Regions from separate parts of the Homo sapiens genome. Here region 1 is linked to region 2. The links are chromatin loops, found by intact Hi-C in ENCODE. Cell type or tissue: CD4-positive, alpha-beta T cell. All regions are shown on one strand.

Region 1 (8,000 bases), 230 kb after region 2:
CTTCCATTTTGTATTCATTCACCCAACAACATGTGTCCAGTTTTATCTTAAATCATTCCAATTTGCATTCAACCCCATTAGATAGTCTTGCTTGGGAGAATAGTAAAAGAACATTTTTGTTTTTGCAACTCTTTTAGCTCAACTTTGTGGTCAGGAAGTTCCACAGATTCACGGGTTCAGCTTTCCCTCTCCAGGGCTTTCTCTACATCAAGGGCCCTTGAGTCAACTAAGAATGACTGAGTTTTCTTTGATGGCATTTGTTCAACATCACGCAAAGCATAATCCTGGAGTCCAGTAGAAGAAGTAGTATCTAGCCTGTCATTTAACCCACAATGCATAATTGGTATATCCACCATATAAACACATTAACACATACCCAAATATAACACACAGATATGCAAAAGCAAACACATACAATGTAAGAAATAAACATGTAAACACACACACAACTGTAGACACATATGAGTCAAACACCTGTAAACAAAATTTCTTGATCTAAATTCAGTGAAGCTTTCCATGTTGTTTAGACTGTCCTGGAAGATAACACTGAAAGGCACCAACAGCTTCTGCTTAAGGGATGAGATGTGGATTCTTTACCCTAATAGGTAGTTCTTTTCCTTTTTCTTTCCTTAGAATTGGCTGTTTTGACCAATCAAACTCTTGGCTTGGTTTTGTGTTGAAATGATCATAGCTCAACCTTAGACCAGGCTGTTCTGATATGCCCTTACTTTATCAAATTGTTAGCTAAGGATTATTATAGAGATTCTTTTAAGGAGAAGTGTTTGCATTGGGCATGTGCTGCGGGTATGCTGGGAAATAAGTATATTCTGGGCTCTGCTTTGAGAAGCAAAAGGTGATCATAGGTGGGGAAAAATCAAAGGAGGAACATTCTATAATCCTTTTTATTTTTTTGATCCTTGAACTCCTTGAAACTGGGATAAATGTTCTAAGGGCAGTTCCCCTGATAGTACAAAATTACCATAACTGATCTCACAAAGGAAGATAAATAAGAAAACACATTTGTTTCAAGGGAGCCAGGGAGAAGGTATCTTTTTACCTTCTTTCTCTCTCTAGCCTGTTGTATTCTCCCCCTGTTCTAGCTGTTTCTTGCTGGAAACAATCTCAAAAAGGCTTTCTCTATCCAGTATGGAATGATTTATCTTAGTCTTGGAATTCTGGGATAAAATGTGCATATATGCATACATGTGTACACACACACATACGCACATACACACATGGGACCTAAAGTTTCAGGAAAGGTTTTTATTTTATTTTTTAAATGAAAAGCAATGTGACACTACTTTCAAACTGGTTTATAAGAGGCACATCAATCCAGTTGTGAACTGAGAACTTTTTAAGGGAAGGAGAAATTGTTCCCGTTAAGCCCTAAAACAGTATTCTTTCCCATTGATCATCTAAACCAATTTGCTTTATATTGAATAGCTGTATTAGGAAAAAAAAGTCAGCTGTTGATACCCTCCAATGTCAGCTAGATGGATTTTTTTCCCTCAACATAAGGTGCAGTTGTAGTTTTCCTCAATCTCATAATTAAAAAAAGGTGATAAGCTATTTGTTCTGAATCAATTCACTTAGATTTTAAGGAGCATAATGGAACGTCTGTTGTTCCTGAAATAAACAGCACAATCTCGAGTACTCAGACAGCTTGCCTAAGGTGGTAGGAATACTATGTTTTTGTCCTACCAAGGTTCTTTACCCGGGGCTCCCTGACCCAGAAGACCTGTGCATAAAATTCAGGGCTGTGTGACTTGGATGGGGAAAATGTGCATATCAGTTTTAACTAATTTCCACCTCAAATGCAGCGTTTCAGTTAATTATGAATATAAGCAAAATTGACAGCAATATTAATGACTTTGCACCTATGGTAACCACAGATAGTTTATGTTAGATTACAGACTTCTTTTGTAAAATCGGATATAGTCTATTTCACATGCATTTAGAAACATCATTTTAAGAAGGGGGTCCTTGGGCTTCCTCAGACTGCAAAAGTCACCATGACCCTGTAAGTGTTAAGACCCCTTCTCCAGGAGACCTGGGTCATTAGTAAAGGTCATGATCCAGCACAGGCTGTGAAGGTGCATGGCATCCCATCACCAGGAAACTCTTTTTTTGTCGGGGGCCTTGAACCTTCTCACTCATCCAGCAAAATGCTCACTCTAATGCCCCAGGGTGGAATCTGTCATTACTGTATGTATTTAAGCTTCTTCAGATTAGCGGCAGAGGTGAAGGAGAAAGAGGAAAAAGAGATCACATACCACTCCTCCATCTCTTCACATATTTTAATTTAAATATGGAATCATACTCTATGTCAGTATTTTGTAAACTTTTCTTTTCTGTTTTTGAAACAGGGTCTTGCTCTGTTGCCCAAGCTGGAGTGCAGTGGTGCAATCATAGCTCACAGCAACCTCTCTCTCCCAGGTTCAAGGGGTCCTCTTACCTCAGCCTCCCAAGTAGCTGGGACAACAGACGTGTGCCATCACATCCAGCTAATATTTGTATGATTATGATTATGATTTCTTTATAGAGATGGGGACTCATCAGGCTGGTCTCAAACTCCTGGGCTCAAGTGATCCTCCCACCTAGGCCTCCCAAAGTGTTGGGATTAGAGGAGTGAGCCACCACGCCCAGCCTGAAATCTTTTTCTTCCTAATTTTTTAATTTTTTGAGACAGAGTCTCCCTCTGTTGCCCAGGCTGGAGTGCAGTGGTGTGATCTTGACTCACTGCAACCTCCACCTCCTGGGTTCAAGCCATTCTCCTGCCTCAGCCTCCCGAATAGCTGGGATTACAGTTACGCACCACTATGCCTGGCTAATTTTTATATTTTTACTAGAGACAGGGTTTCACCATGTTGGCCAGGATGGTCTCAAACTCCTGACTTCAAGTGATCTGCCCACCTCAGCCTCCCAAAGTGTTGGGATTATAGGTGTGAGCCACTGTGCCCAGCCTGTAATCTTTTTCTTCTTAATATTTTGATAGCACACCTTGATGGAGCTCTTTCTGTGTCCCAAGCAACATTCTAAGCGCTTGGCCTGTGTTATCTCATTTCCTTCTCACAACCACTCTTGGCAGGGGGTACTCTTCTGACCTCTCATAAATGTTGGCTAAATGAATAATAGCTGTCTCTTATTGAAGACTTACCATGTGCCAGGAGCTATTCTCAGAGTTCTGTACATGGTCTCATCTATTCTTCCCCAAAGCCCACAGCTAGGTTTTATTATTTTTACATTTTATAGATAAGGGAACTGAGGCACAGAGAGATTAAGCACCTTGCCCAAGATCACACAGCTGGTAGGTCACCAGTAGAAACCTCTGGATATCAGTGGAGACAGTCTGACTGCAGAGAGGTGTTGTTAACCAGCAGGCAGTCCCACCCTCTATGATGAACTTTTGTCATGGTGATTGTTTGAGCATGCTTTAGTTTGTAAGGTTGCCACATCATTCCTGGAATAGGAGATAGCTTTTTCTTTCGCATAGATGGATACTGAAATCACTCTATATCAGTATTTTGAAAAATTTTGGTGACTCTACCCTCACCATAGCATCATTTCTTGAGAAAAAGAAGAGAAATAAACGAAGCAGCAGCACGAGCAGTTTCTCTTCCTACTGGTCTGTAATCTGGCCACGACTTTAGGCTGTGGCTGAAATTCCTGACCTTAAATTCCAGCAGCCTCTGATTGAGGGCACCCACTCAGTCAAGCTCCCTTCTTGGAAACAGTCAAACGCCATCTAGTGACTGAATGCAGAATCGCATACTCCTTTCAGCCAGGAAGGGAGACCATGGAGGGGGAGCCAGGCTGGGTCAGGAAGAGGAAACCCTCTCTGGGCTGGTAAAGTTGAAAGCAAGGAAATCACTGAGCCCCGAGGAACTGCACCAGCATCTGGATAAAAACCCTTCAGTCTTCACTGTGAACACATCTGGTTAGTTGATGAAACTGTTTTCACAGTACATCTGGCTGGATAGATACAACCACACAGCCACCACCACAGGCTCGTATTAACTGAGCAGTTTCTTCCCAGCAAAACTAACTGCCTGGAAAAAAAACGCATGAACAAAACATATTTGTAATTTGTCAAATCTAAATAATACCAATAGCTCAGCGATTTGCTCTTTTGATCAAGACTGTTTTATGCTAGGAAGTGTGCTAAGTGTTTTACATACAGTGTCTCGTCTGCTCTTTTTTTCTTAACAGCTCTGAGAGCTAGAGATTAAATTATTCCTGTGATCAAACTGGAGCTCAGGAAAGCTAAGACATTGTCCAGGTTCCCACAGATGGTGTGTGACAGAGCTGGGAGCTGAATGCAGATCTTGCTGACTCCAAAGCTCAGACTCCAAAGCTCTGACTCCAAAGCGCACGCACCACACACACACACACACACACACACACACATTTAAAGATGCAGAATCTCATTATTTAGCTAAGCTACCCTCCGTGCAGCAAATATATCATCACAGTGAAAGTCTAGTGATAGTACTATAAAGACAAATTATATGTAGGCAGGAAAGAGAAGGCTAATATCCATTATTATCGTTACAGTGGATTTTTGGAGGATTTGACTTTTATCAAAAATATTGTTTTAAATCAACAAATACCAGGAAATTGAATCCAACAGCATATTAAAAGGATGATATGTCATAACCAAGTGGGATTTATTCTAGGAATGCAAGGGTGGTTCAACATAAGAAAATCAATCAATCTAATATGTCACATTAATAAAATAAACAAAAAATATATAATCATCTCAATTGATATAAAAAAGGGCATTTGAAGAAATACAACACCCTTTCAGGATAAAAATACTCAGAAAAGATAGAATAGAAGGGAACTTCCTCAACATGATAAAGGACATTTATTTTAAAAAACCCACAGCTGACATTGCACCTAAAGGTGAAAGACTAAAAGCTTTCCCCCTAAGATCAGGAACAAGACAAGAATGCCTCCTTTCACCAATGGTATTCAACACTGCACTGGAAATTCTATCCAGCGTAATTAAACAAGAAAAAGAAATAAAAGGCATCTAAATTGGAAAGTAAGAAGTAGAACTATCTCTGTTCACAGACGGCATGATCCTATATATAGAAAATCCCAAAGAATCTATAAAAAAGCCATTAGAGCTAATGAACAATTCAGCAAAGTTGCAAGTTACAAGATAAACATACAAAACCCAGTTATGTTTCTACACACCTGTAATGAACAATCCAAAAAGGAAATTAAGGGAGCAATCTCATTTACAACAGCATCTAAAAGAATAAAATGCCTGGCAACAAATTTATCCAAGGAAGTAAAGGACTTGTACACTGAAAACTCAAAACATTGCAGAAATAAATTAAAGAAGACTTAAATAAATGGAAGAACATCCAGTGTTCATGGATTGGAAGATGCAATATTGTTAAACTGTCAATACACTGAAAGTAATCTACAGATTGAATGCAATGCCTATTAAAATTGCAATGGCCTCTTTTTTTCTGTGGAAATGGAAAAGCTAGTCCTCAAATCCACATGGGATTACAAGAGACCCTGAGTAACTAAAACAATCTTAAAAAAAGACGAAAAAAGTTGAAGAACTCACACTTTCCTGTTTCAAAACTTACTACAAATCTGTAGTAATCAAAACAGCATGATACTGACATAAGGATAAACATATAGAAAAGTGGAATAAAAATGAGAGTCCAGATATATACATATATTTCTATTATTTATATATATCTCATATATATGTATCTCCTATATATATATCTCCTATATATATATCTCCTATATATATCTCCTATATATATATCTCCTATATATCTCTCCTATATATATCTCCTATATATATATCTCTCCTATATATATCTCCTATATATATATCTCCTATATATATATCTCCTATATATATCTCCTATATATATATCTCCTATATATATCTCCTATATATATATCTCCTATATATATATCTCCTATATGTATATCTCCTATATATATGTCTCCTATATATATATATATATATATCTCCAATTGATTTTTGGCAAGTGTGCTAAGTTTGTTCAGTCATTCAGTGGAGGAAAAAATAGTCTCAGTTGGTGAGGGAACAACTGAATTTCCACATGCACAAAAATGAATTTGGATCCCTACCTCACACCATATGAAGAATGAACTCAAAATAGATCAGTGACCTAGATTCAAAAGCTAAAATCATAAAACTCTTGGAAGAAAACAGAGGTAAATCTTTATGATTTTGGATTTGGCAATGGATTCTTAGACATGATACCAAAAGCACTAGCAAAAAAAAAGGAAAAATAAAGATAAATGTGTATATGTGTGCATGCATGTGTTTGTGGGTGTGTTTGCTTAGTCCAGAATTAGGGTAGTAGTAACAATGAGGACAATAACTTCTTAGAGCACCTTCATTCAGGAGTTGAATCACAGTTCAGTTATCAGACAATGCCAGGAAGAGCTATACATTTCTTTTGGTATATTGACATCTTAATATTATTAAGTCTTCCAGCCCATGAATACAGGATGTTTTTCCATTTATTTAGGATACTGAAACAGGAAAGAAGAACAGAGCTATTCGTGATCATACAGCTAACAAATGGAAAAATGACAATTGGAAATCAGGTTTTTAAACTCAAAGTTCATTTCTCTCTCCCAAGGAGTGCTAGGACAATTACTCATTTGTAATTTGTGACAATTCAGGCAAGGGCTGATCTCTAGTTTCCCCTGCTCTTGGGAAAATTTTCTCAAAGATGCTGTGAACACAGTGGGGAAAAGGTTGCAAAGAGAATGCTTAAACTGCTTATAACCAAATTGCTTTTAAGCAGCACTTTAGTAGAATCCATTTATATAATAAGAATGAATATGCTAACTGTGAGCCATTTTTGTGTATCCTTGAGGGATCTCTACAGGACAAGCCTCATTTGAATTATTCTCTTCCTTTAGTAAACATCCAGTACCTGGGATTTACTGATTTTTGGCACTGAGTCTGAATTGCTGAGATTTATTTTTTTTGTAAAGATGAAATTATTAAAGTAGAATGAGGATGGAACTATCATTTACTGAACACCTAGTAGGTGTTAGGATGCATCCTTACCATCCTTGAGTCCTCTAAGCTCCAGGAAAAGAAGCCTTTGTACCAGGCAAAGAAGCCTTTGTTCTCAGCTCATACCTAACATAAAGGAGGATTCACCTCTTCAGAAGATTACCCTCCACTGAAGACACACAAATTCCCCAATGTAATAATAAGAAATGGATATTGTACTGCAATCTTATGGTACTGAAGGGAGGTTTTACATCACACACCACGCAACATAAACATCTCCTTTAAAACTTCTTGTTTTTAATCCTCAAATCTTTTCTTTTTGCCAGTGGCTTCATTATTCACTCTCCTCTTACCCAAAAGAGCATCACAAAGAAATGTTTCCTATTGGCCTGAGCAATTCAATGGTGGTGCCCCTAGATTGTAAACAACCCTCAGGAGAGGAAAAAGTCCGGTTGTTAATTAAACAGATGATCAAAATTGTTTTTGTAGGGTGTGTATGCATGTGCATGTGCCTGTATGTGTGTGCTGGGTGGTTCTCATTTCATCTGGGTTCACTTTTGTTACCTTCTTTGCTCTTTAAAACAACCCCAAGAGATCATTTAGTCCCATTTTGTAGAAGAAAAGATTGCTGCACAGAATGATTTGGTACCACGTCTAAGGTTGCACAGTTTGTCAGTAGGGGAAGCCACAGTGCCATACAGACCTGATTCTAGTATTCATGATGCCAGAAACTGGTCCCAGAAATGAAAGGCTGTGGCTTTCTCGATTTTCATAGCAGTGGGTAAATTCTTCTTTCTACCACAATGGACCTTCTTCAACGGGCCCTGAGTAAGTGGTGGCCAACTATGTATTAGGGTATTCAAGAAATGTATAGTCTAAAGCAGGACTTAGCAAACTACAACTAGTGTGCCAGACCCAGCATGCCACAGGTAAATAAAGTTTCACTGGCTCACATTAGGCC
Region 2 (8,000 bases):
AGCCGGGGTAGCCCCACTGCTACTCCCTCCTGCAGGACCACCTGGTCTGGAGAAGCAGCTACGCGCTGGCCCTCCCTGTTGGCTCTCAGAGGTACAAACCAGAGGTGGCGGCATTTCTAAGAAATTAGATTCAAATACTAGGACAGTTAACATTTCCTGGAGGTGTGACCGAGAACCAAGAAAAAGTGATTTTGTGAAGGCCTTGCTTGCAGGCAGAAATAACCTGTCTTCTCTGTCTGTCTGTCTGCTCTGGGGGCTACCGGAAGGAGCTGAAGGCCTGTCCCCCGCCTCTCCCCACCCCACCATGCCCTAGGCCTTAGTCCCTCCCCACTGAAGAATGCCTTTACCAACTTGGGACAGACAGAGGAGTATGAATGAATGAGAATACTCCAAGCTGACCCTGCCTGGGGCATCTCTTCTCACACATGTGGCTTCTCTGGTGCTTTATTTAGCATGAGACTGTTTAGAATGTTTATTTTTGGCTCAGTTTTGGGGGACAGTTTTCACAAATAGAATGACAGCTATGATCTTCTCTCTAAAAAAAGAGCTCGTACAATCCACCGTTGGGCATTCAGTTTCAAGAGCTTCACTGTCCCATGGTCTCCATTCTGGGACCTCTCCTCCACTGGAAGACCCTCTCCTTTAATCAAAACATGACACAAGATGACAGTGACTCCCCATGGCAAGTCCCATTGGCAGTGCTGAGCCAGCGAGGCGGGGGCCCGGTCAGGGTCCCTGAAGGAAAGAGATGTTACTCTCCAAACTGAAGAGACTGTACAAAGAGATTCTTTATAAGGAAAACTAACAAGGGAGGTGCTATGCACCAGGGCTGGCCACAGCCAGGAGCTGTCACCACCCTGGGGCCTGAAGGGGAGGGAGTGGTGTTCCTGGACCACGGAGACAGTAGCTGCAGCCACGGGAGAGGGCAGCCCCACAGCAGCTGTGGCCTTGCTAGGGGTACAGACACAGCCAACCCATGGAAACCCTCATCTCATCTCTTCCCACCTTCCTATCTCCTACCAGTTCCTCTACTTGGCCAAAGCAAAGAAAAGTCCTTGCTGATGAAACCCATCAAGGTTAGCCTCTGGAGGCCCAGAGAAGAAAGGAGAGGGGTGGAGAGTGGATCTGGGGCTGGGGCTTGCGGGGGAAGAAGACACCCAACATGTTTCATCTTGCTAACACCCAACATGGAGACAGCAGGAGGAGGCACAAAGAGGGCGTGCGGGGCTGTGGATCTTCCACGCTGAGCCTCCACCTCCCACTATCCCTGAGCAGCAGAGGAATCCTGGTTTGCTACTGAGCTGCTGAACGACTGGGCAAATTGTTCAGCAGCTCTGGGTCCTGGTTTCCTTCCATGTCAAGTATAAAGATGGAACCCAACAGGCCCTAAGGTATGGGAGTCACAGCCAGCACTGCAGAAGAGGGAGGCCTAAGTGTGGGCCCTCTCAATGCCACTCCCAAACTCTGTGGTCTTGGACCAGGGACTGAGCCTCTCCATGCCTCAGTGTCTTCACTTGCAAAGGAAGGGTGTGAGAGCACCTTCGCCAAGGGATGTTGTTATGAGGAAACGAGGTCACGCATATAAAGTGTTGAGCAACATCCCAGGCACATAGAAAACATGCAATCACCCCTCCAGCTCTCACGTTCCCCAAGTTTGGGCCTTGTCTACGGATTTTTACATCCCTCATACACCTGGACCTCCCTCGTGCTGCTATCTTTTGTGAAAGCAATTTTCTTCATTGAATGATTCCATTAACTAGAACCTGCAAACCCAGCCTGAACATTCTAGCATCGAAACCTTCTCTTTTAAGCTCCGCAGTATGCACAGCCCTGCCCCAAAACCCCATGGAGAAGATCGCTTCAGCTTCAAAGATCTTGGTGCGTGTGCTATTTATGCCAAATGTTAGTGATGCCTCCTCGCTGAGCCTCCGGCTCGTAAGTCAATGCAAAACCAGCCACACTGCCTTGTTGCTCAGTGGCAGCACCACGGGCTTCTGCCTCAGTGCTTGAAGTCAATGGCGGTGGGGGTGCCCTGAGAGAAGATGCGTGTGCTGGAAGGGAAATGTGAGTATGGCCTCCTCAAGGTGCCACTGCTGTGCTCACCGTCTGCAGGGCAAACCGTGCCACAGCCTGGGGCTTCAGCTACTCATCCTAGAATCCACTCTGTATGGACAGATGTTTCCAAGCCCATGTGCTCTGGATTGCCAAGTGAGTGATCTATAGCAAGCAAGATCTAATCTATATCCACATCTAATACATATCAAATCTCTGTATCAATAAATAGATATCAAATCTCTATGTCAATTCTTTGTGTCAAATCTGTCTAGATCTAATCTCTAATCTCCTTCTATATCTTATTGATATCTCTACCTATCTTGTAACATAGCAGGGAAGGAGACAGATTTCATTTGTCACCTGGCTCTAGTTTAGATTCTATCACCTACTGACCGTACAACTTTTAAAAGGAAACTTGGTCTCTCTGGCTTTAGCAGGCTCCTCTGTAAAATGGGGTTAAGGTTAGTAACTCCCAGGGTTATTTCCCAATATATGAAAGCTAAACTGCTAGGTTCAAATCTTGCTGCCTTTGCTACCTGTTGGGCAAGTAACTTAACCTCTTTGCGCCTCAGTTTCTCATCTGTAAAACGGGGATGACAGTAATACTTCCCATAAGAGATAGTTGTGAAATGCAAATGAGCAAATCCATGTAAAGAACTTAATTTAGAAGAGGGACTCGCATGCAGTATAAATGCTTAATTCATGTTACATAAAAGTGCTAAATTTATGAATGCATGTCCAATGTACAGTTCCCATCTCAATGAAACATCTATTCAGTGTATGTAATCATTATTGACAAGAGTGATCTTTTTTTTTTAGACGGAGTCTCGCTCTGTTGCCCAGGCTGGAGTGCAGTGGTGCAATCTCAGCTCACTGCAAGCTCCGCCTCCCGGGTTCACGTCATTCTCCTACCTCAGCCTCCCAAATAGCTGGGACTACAGGCGCCCACCACCACACCCGGCTAATTTTTTTGTATTTTTAGTAGAGACGGGGTTTCACTGTGTTAGCCAAAATGGTCTCAATCTCCTGACCTCGTGATCCGCCTGCCTCGGCCTCCCAAAGTGGTGGGATTACAGGCGTGAGCCACCGTGCCCAGCCAAGAGTGATCATTTTAAGTGTTCTGAGTTAAGGGCTTAAATTCAAACTTTCAATGTCTTCGGTGAAGTCCACTCCCAACAAGAAGGGGGGAATGGTGATCTCAACACGATCTATTTTTTGAAATGGTGCATGTGGCTGCACTTTGGGGAACTTGCTGGCTATTTGCGGAATGTTGTATCACATCATTCACCCTGAGTCATACAGACTAGAGAAGATCCCATGGCCAGGAGATCGCAGATCCTCTCTGAGAATGACTCCATGCTCCAAGTCCAGACTCCCTGTCCATTGAGCCAAGTCTCTGCCCAGGCAGTGGTCTGGCTGGTCACCTCCCTGCCCCACCAGGGCTAACTAGAGAGGCAGCAAATCACAGCCAGAGGAAAAGATTATAGTAAAGCAATCTGGTCCCTCCCCAAACTAGCCTTCTCTGCCCCAGAGAGGTTCTTCTCCCATAAGGAGGCTGACGGGGGAAAAAAACATATGGGCTGAGAAGCAATTTAGTCTCACCATCCTCTCAACAGATGCTGGGCACCATAAGAATTAATGGGCTGGAGACTCAGGTAAGAGCCATTCAGAAGCTTCCCGATTACTCCAAAAACTGCTCTCTGTGGAGGAAAAGGTTAATCGAAGCCCAGAGCCGGAAGAACGGAGAGGAGACAGCAATTGTGTTAATCCCAGGAGAGGGGAAGAGCTTCACAAGAAAGAAGTTTGCACAAACAAGCCTGTGGTCTATCCCTGAAAGAAGAACCAGGCCTAAATATCAAGATATTTGAAAGATCTTCTCCATCAGTCCAGAGACCTTGGCAAACCCCTCTCCAAACCCCAGCCAAGTAGCTGGATTAAGAAAAAAAAATTTTTTTTTTAACTCTGCACATTCTTTGCACTAGTAAGCCATAAATCTCTTAGGAAACCATCTCCTGATGAGGTTTCTTCTCCCATAATGATCCAACAGAACTCAGTTTTTAAACACATGATGTACATGTTCCTGTGTATCATGGGTCATTGTGTACCCAGAGTCAGTCATGTCAATGCAGGTCTGGACACATTAGAAGATAAATGTGTCGGCCAGGCATGTGGCTCATGCCTGTAATCCCAGCACTTTTGGAGGCCAAGATGGATGGATCACGAGGTCATGAGTTCGAGAACAGCCTGGCCGACATGGTGAAACTCCATTTCTACTAAAAATACAAAAATTAGCCAGGTGTGGTGTCACATGCCTGTAATCCCAGCTACTCAGGAGACTGAGGCAGGAGAATTGCTTTAACCTGGGAGGCAGAGGTTGCAGTGAGCCAAGATCACACCATTGCATTCCAGCCTGGGTGACAGAGCAAGACTCTGTCTCAAAAAAAATAAATAAGTAAATAAATAAGATGAATGTGTCACAACCACAGCCTACAGCTGGTTAAAGTCTGAACTTAAACCAGAAAGGGTGATGTTTGAACATAAACAAGAGAACAAACAAGGAAGTTGCAATTGTATGGCTGGAAGTGTCTTTGTAAAATAAACTGTCCTCAGAACAAACGAAGTTACTCCAGGGTTTCCTAACCTTGCCACTACTGACATTTGAGGCTTTTTTTTTGGGGGGGGGTGCTTTCCTGTGCATTATGGGATGTTTAGTAGCATCCCTGATCTCTACCCACTAGATGCCAGTAGCATCCTTCACCCCGAAGTTATAATAATCACAAATGTTGGGCCAGGTACAGTGGCTCATGCCTGCAATTCCAGCACTTTGCGAGGCTGAGGCGGGCGGACTGCTTGAGCCCAGAAGTTCAAGACCAGTCGGGGCAACATAGCAAAATCCCACCTCTACAAAAATTACAAAAATTAGCATACACCTGTAGTCCCAACTACTTGGGAGGCTGAGGTGGGAGCCCAGGAGGTTGAAGCTGCAGTGAACCGAGATGGAGTCACTGCACTTCCAGCCTGGTTGACAGAGTGACAGAGCAAGACTCTCTCAAAAAGAAAAGGAAAAAGTCTCAGGTGATTGTCAGATGTCTCCTTGGCGGTCAAAATTGACCTAGTTGAGAACTACTGGTTTATACTTAAGTTTAAGTTCAGCTGAACATCAGTCAGCTAATTAGCTATTAGCCAAATTTCAGACATCAGCCCCCAGCTCAGCATAACATTGCTAAGATCTAAAGTTCCTCCAGCCTTCCAAATGCTCACATCAGACATTAGTTTCACTGGATGGCCCTGAATTTAAGCCTCTCTCCTTCTCTCCTACCTCCTTAGTCCTTTTCTTTCTCCCCTGCCTGATAAAGTAATTCTTTATTCATCTTGACATTATAATGACACAAAAGCACTGAAGGAGCAAATGCCTTAATTGAATCTAAGAATAACTGGCATTATTTTTATAGGAACCCAGACATACTACGCAAAAAATTCAGAACTCTGTCATTGGGTCTTTTTGCAAGGTTAACTTTTAACTGTAAGCTCCTCAGCACATCTCACCTCCTGGGCTCAGAAGCTCAAACCTCATCTCTCCAGCTCAGATTCCCCCACTACCTGGGAGATTTTACAACCACCTCCACTCTACCCAGTCACTCTCTTACAAACATGTTTGTCTTATTTCCATCCACTTATTACTATCTGAAGTTACGGATGCATTTATTAATATCTATTTGTACCTTTTTCATCTGACTCTCCTAGAATGGATGCTTTCTAGGCAAGGAAACTTCTGTTTTTCTCTGCTGTATCTTTCACAGTTAGCACAAGGCCTTGTCTCCACATGGCCCAATAGTGATTTACGGAATAAGGAAATAGATGAATCCCTTTACATAGATACAATTTCTCAAGTATTAACTTCCATTCATATCACTACTCATTTGCTACAGGAGCCCTGTTCACAATCATCATGGCCCCAGCATCATCTTTAAATCATGTGAATGTCATTCCCTTCCCTCTAACCCAAGTTAGCTGATCAAAGAAATTCAAGTATCTGGTTGGTTTTGAAAACCCAGAAGTTGGGAGTTTTCCTCCTGATGCCTTTGATCTCCAGGTCCTGAGGGGGATCTCAGCATAAACGAAGACCTGCTTCCCTCTAACTCTAGCTGAGTTCACAAATACCCAGATTGACAAATCTTGACTCGGCAAAAGAGCTCCTTTATTATATCTCCCAACGTATCTCAGTGTTTGAGTGGAGGCCATTAGCTAATTGACAGAGAGCCTGTTGAGGGTGGGGGAAGTGAGGGCAGGAGGAGGCAGAGACACTAGAATTAAATGGCAAGAGACCTTGCCAGTTGGAGTGGATTCAGAAATGATCAACTGTCTTGGGGATCGATGAGAAAGAAAGAATAAAGTAATAAGGATTCCAATGTATCAAAACACTACTGATGCGCAGGGACATGTTTTGCTTTTGTTCTTTTAAAATAAATTTTCATTCGGGTCCATTGCTTAAACCATTTTACCCCCAAGCCCTCTGACAAACTGTCAAAGATAACTCACTGCGCAAAGCATTGAATCTTTCTATCCATCTACCCATCATGCATCTCTCTACCCATATATCTAAGTACATCTGTGGATAGTTGTGCTAGGCACTGTCTATCTGTCCGTCTGTCTATCTATGGACGTTGGATTGCATATACCAAGCCCATTTCTCCAGCTTTGCCTGAATGTTAGCAAATCTTTCTACTAGTCAAGGCAACTTTATTTTCTTGCAAAATAGGAAAGCAGTTGAGAAGATAAGATTCTGATGTCATGCAACCCTGAGTCTAATGTGCATCAACACTATCTGCTTCCTGTGTGACCCTGGGCAAGTTACTTAGCCTCTCTGACCCTTAGGTACCTCATGTGGAAATCGGGTATCACACAAACACCTGTGTAACCATGGCATTTGAGGATAAAATGAGAGAAGTCAGTTCTTGGCAAATGGTAAATGTTAGTAAGAATGAGGATAAGAATAATGCCACCTAGCCACTCACTGAACTCCTTTTTTATTTTTTTTTCATTTCTAGGTCACCTGATTCGCTGGCAGTCACCATCTGGAGACCAGAGGAGCATTCATCACTGCAAGTCAGGGCTTCCTTGGTGCCTCCCCAGGGGCAGCCTGCCGAGCCGGGAAGCTGACACCAGGGATTTAAACCTTCCTCGGCTTCCTCATTCTATTAATCTGGCCGTTAAGCAGAGAGTCCTGCTGATGCCAACAGATGCAAAGCTCTGCTGTGCTAATGGTAAAGAGCATTAGAGGAGTCCTCAGCAGCCAATCAATCCATCTCCCCCAACTCAGAACAGCTGCACAGGGACAGATTAACCAAGCGATGGCTGAGGACCGTTGCAATTCACACGAGGGAGAGAGGGATGCGTGAAGGAAAGGGCCCCTGCACAGCCGTGTTCTAATGCAGGCCAGGTCTTGGACAAGCAAAGCGGCTGATGCATTGTGCAAGGACACAGCTCTCAGTGAAATCTAACAGGCAGGCTAACCTGTGACAGCTGGGCTCAAGATGGAGCAGGCGATGCTGTCCTTAGAAGCCAAGTGCACTGGGAGAAAAGCGGGAACTGACCCAGGGCTCAGGGTACATCTGTCACCTAACCTCTGCAGAGTTAATTCTTCCAAGCTTGGCCACATCTGCCATCTTGTTCATGGCATATGGGTAACATTTGAGGCACTACTTCCTGCCAGAAAGGGACCTGACCCCCTTGTCTGACCTGCCTGCAGGCAGCTGAACAGGATCCCATCATTCACCTCACAATGGGCTGAGGCCAGCACAAAGTCAGATCTGGCCACGGGCTTGTGCCAACAGTCACAAAGAAACATTTGCACTTTGGTTGGGTTCCAACATCTCTTTAACATGGGAAATCAGAACTCGGGGAGCGAGAACAATATTCCCAGGCTCCCCAAAGACAGGGAACCA

What was found. Peaks named below come from ENCODE experiments on the same cell type or tissue, not always from the same donor. Only the 100,000 strongest peaks of a DNase experiment are listed, where the experiment ranks them.
Region 1: it touches region 2 in a loop (6-fold over the local background); 3 of 110 quality-filtered maps call a loop at or near these places.

The regions. Positions count from the first base shown.
Region 1 is chr16:17,575,720-17,583,719 of GRCh38, forward strand. No RefSeq gene overlaps it. Among named protein-coding and RNA genes, the nearest start is that of XYLT1, 110 kb to the left of the region's middle. RefSeq lists an enhancer at 3,142-3,643. In CD4-positive, alpha-beta T cell, CTCF peaks have their summits at 3,731 (motif pointing left) and 3,936; a DNase peak (open chromatin) is centred at 3,762.
Region 2 is chr16:17,347,021-17,355,020 of GRCh38, forward strand. All of the region lies in intron 2 of XYLT1 (xylosyltransferase 1), which reads right to left. Among named protein-coding and RNA genes, the nearest start is that of XYLT1, 120 kb to the right of the region's middle. RefSeq lists an enhancer at 560-649. In CD4-positive, alpha-beta T cell, no CTCF peak of the experiment used is centred here; DNase peaks (open chromatin) are centred at 1,567, 3,351 and 4,771; H3K27ac peaks cover 1,440 bases.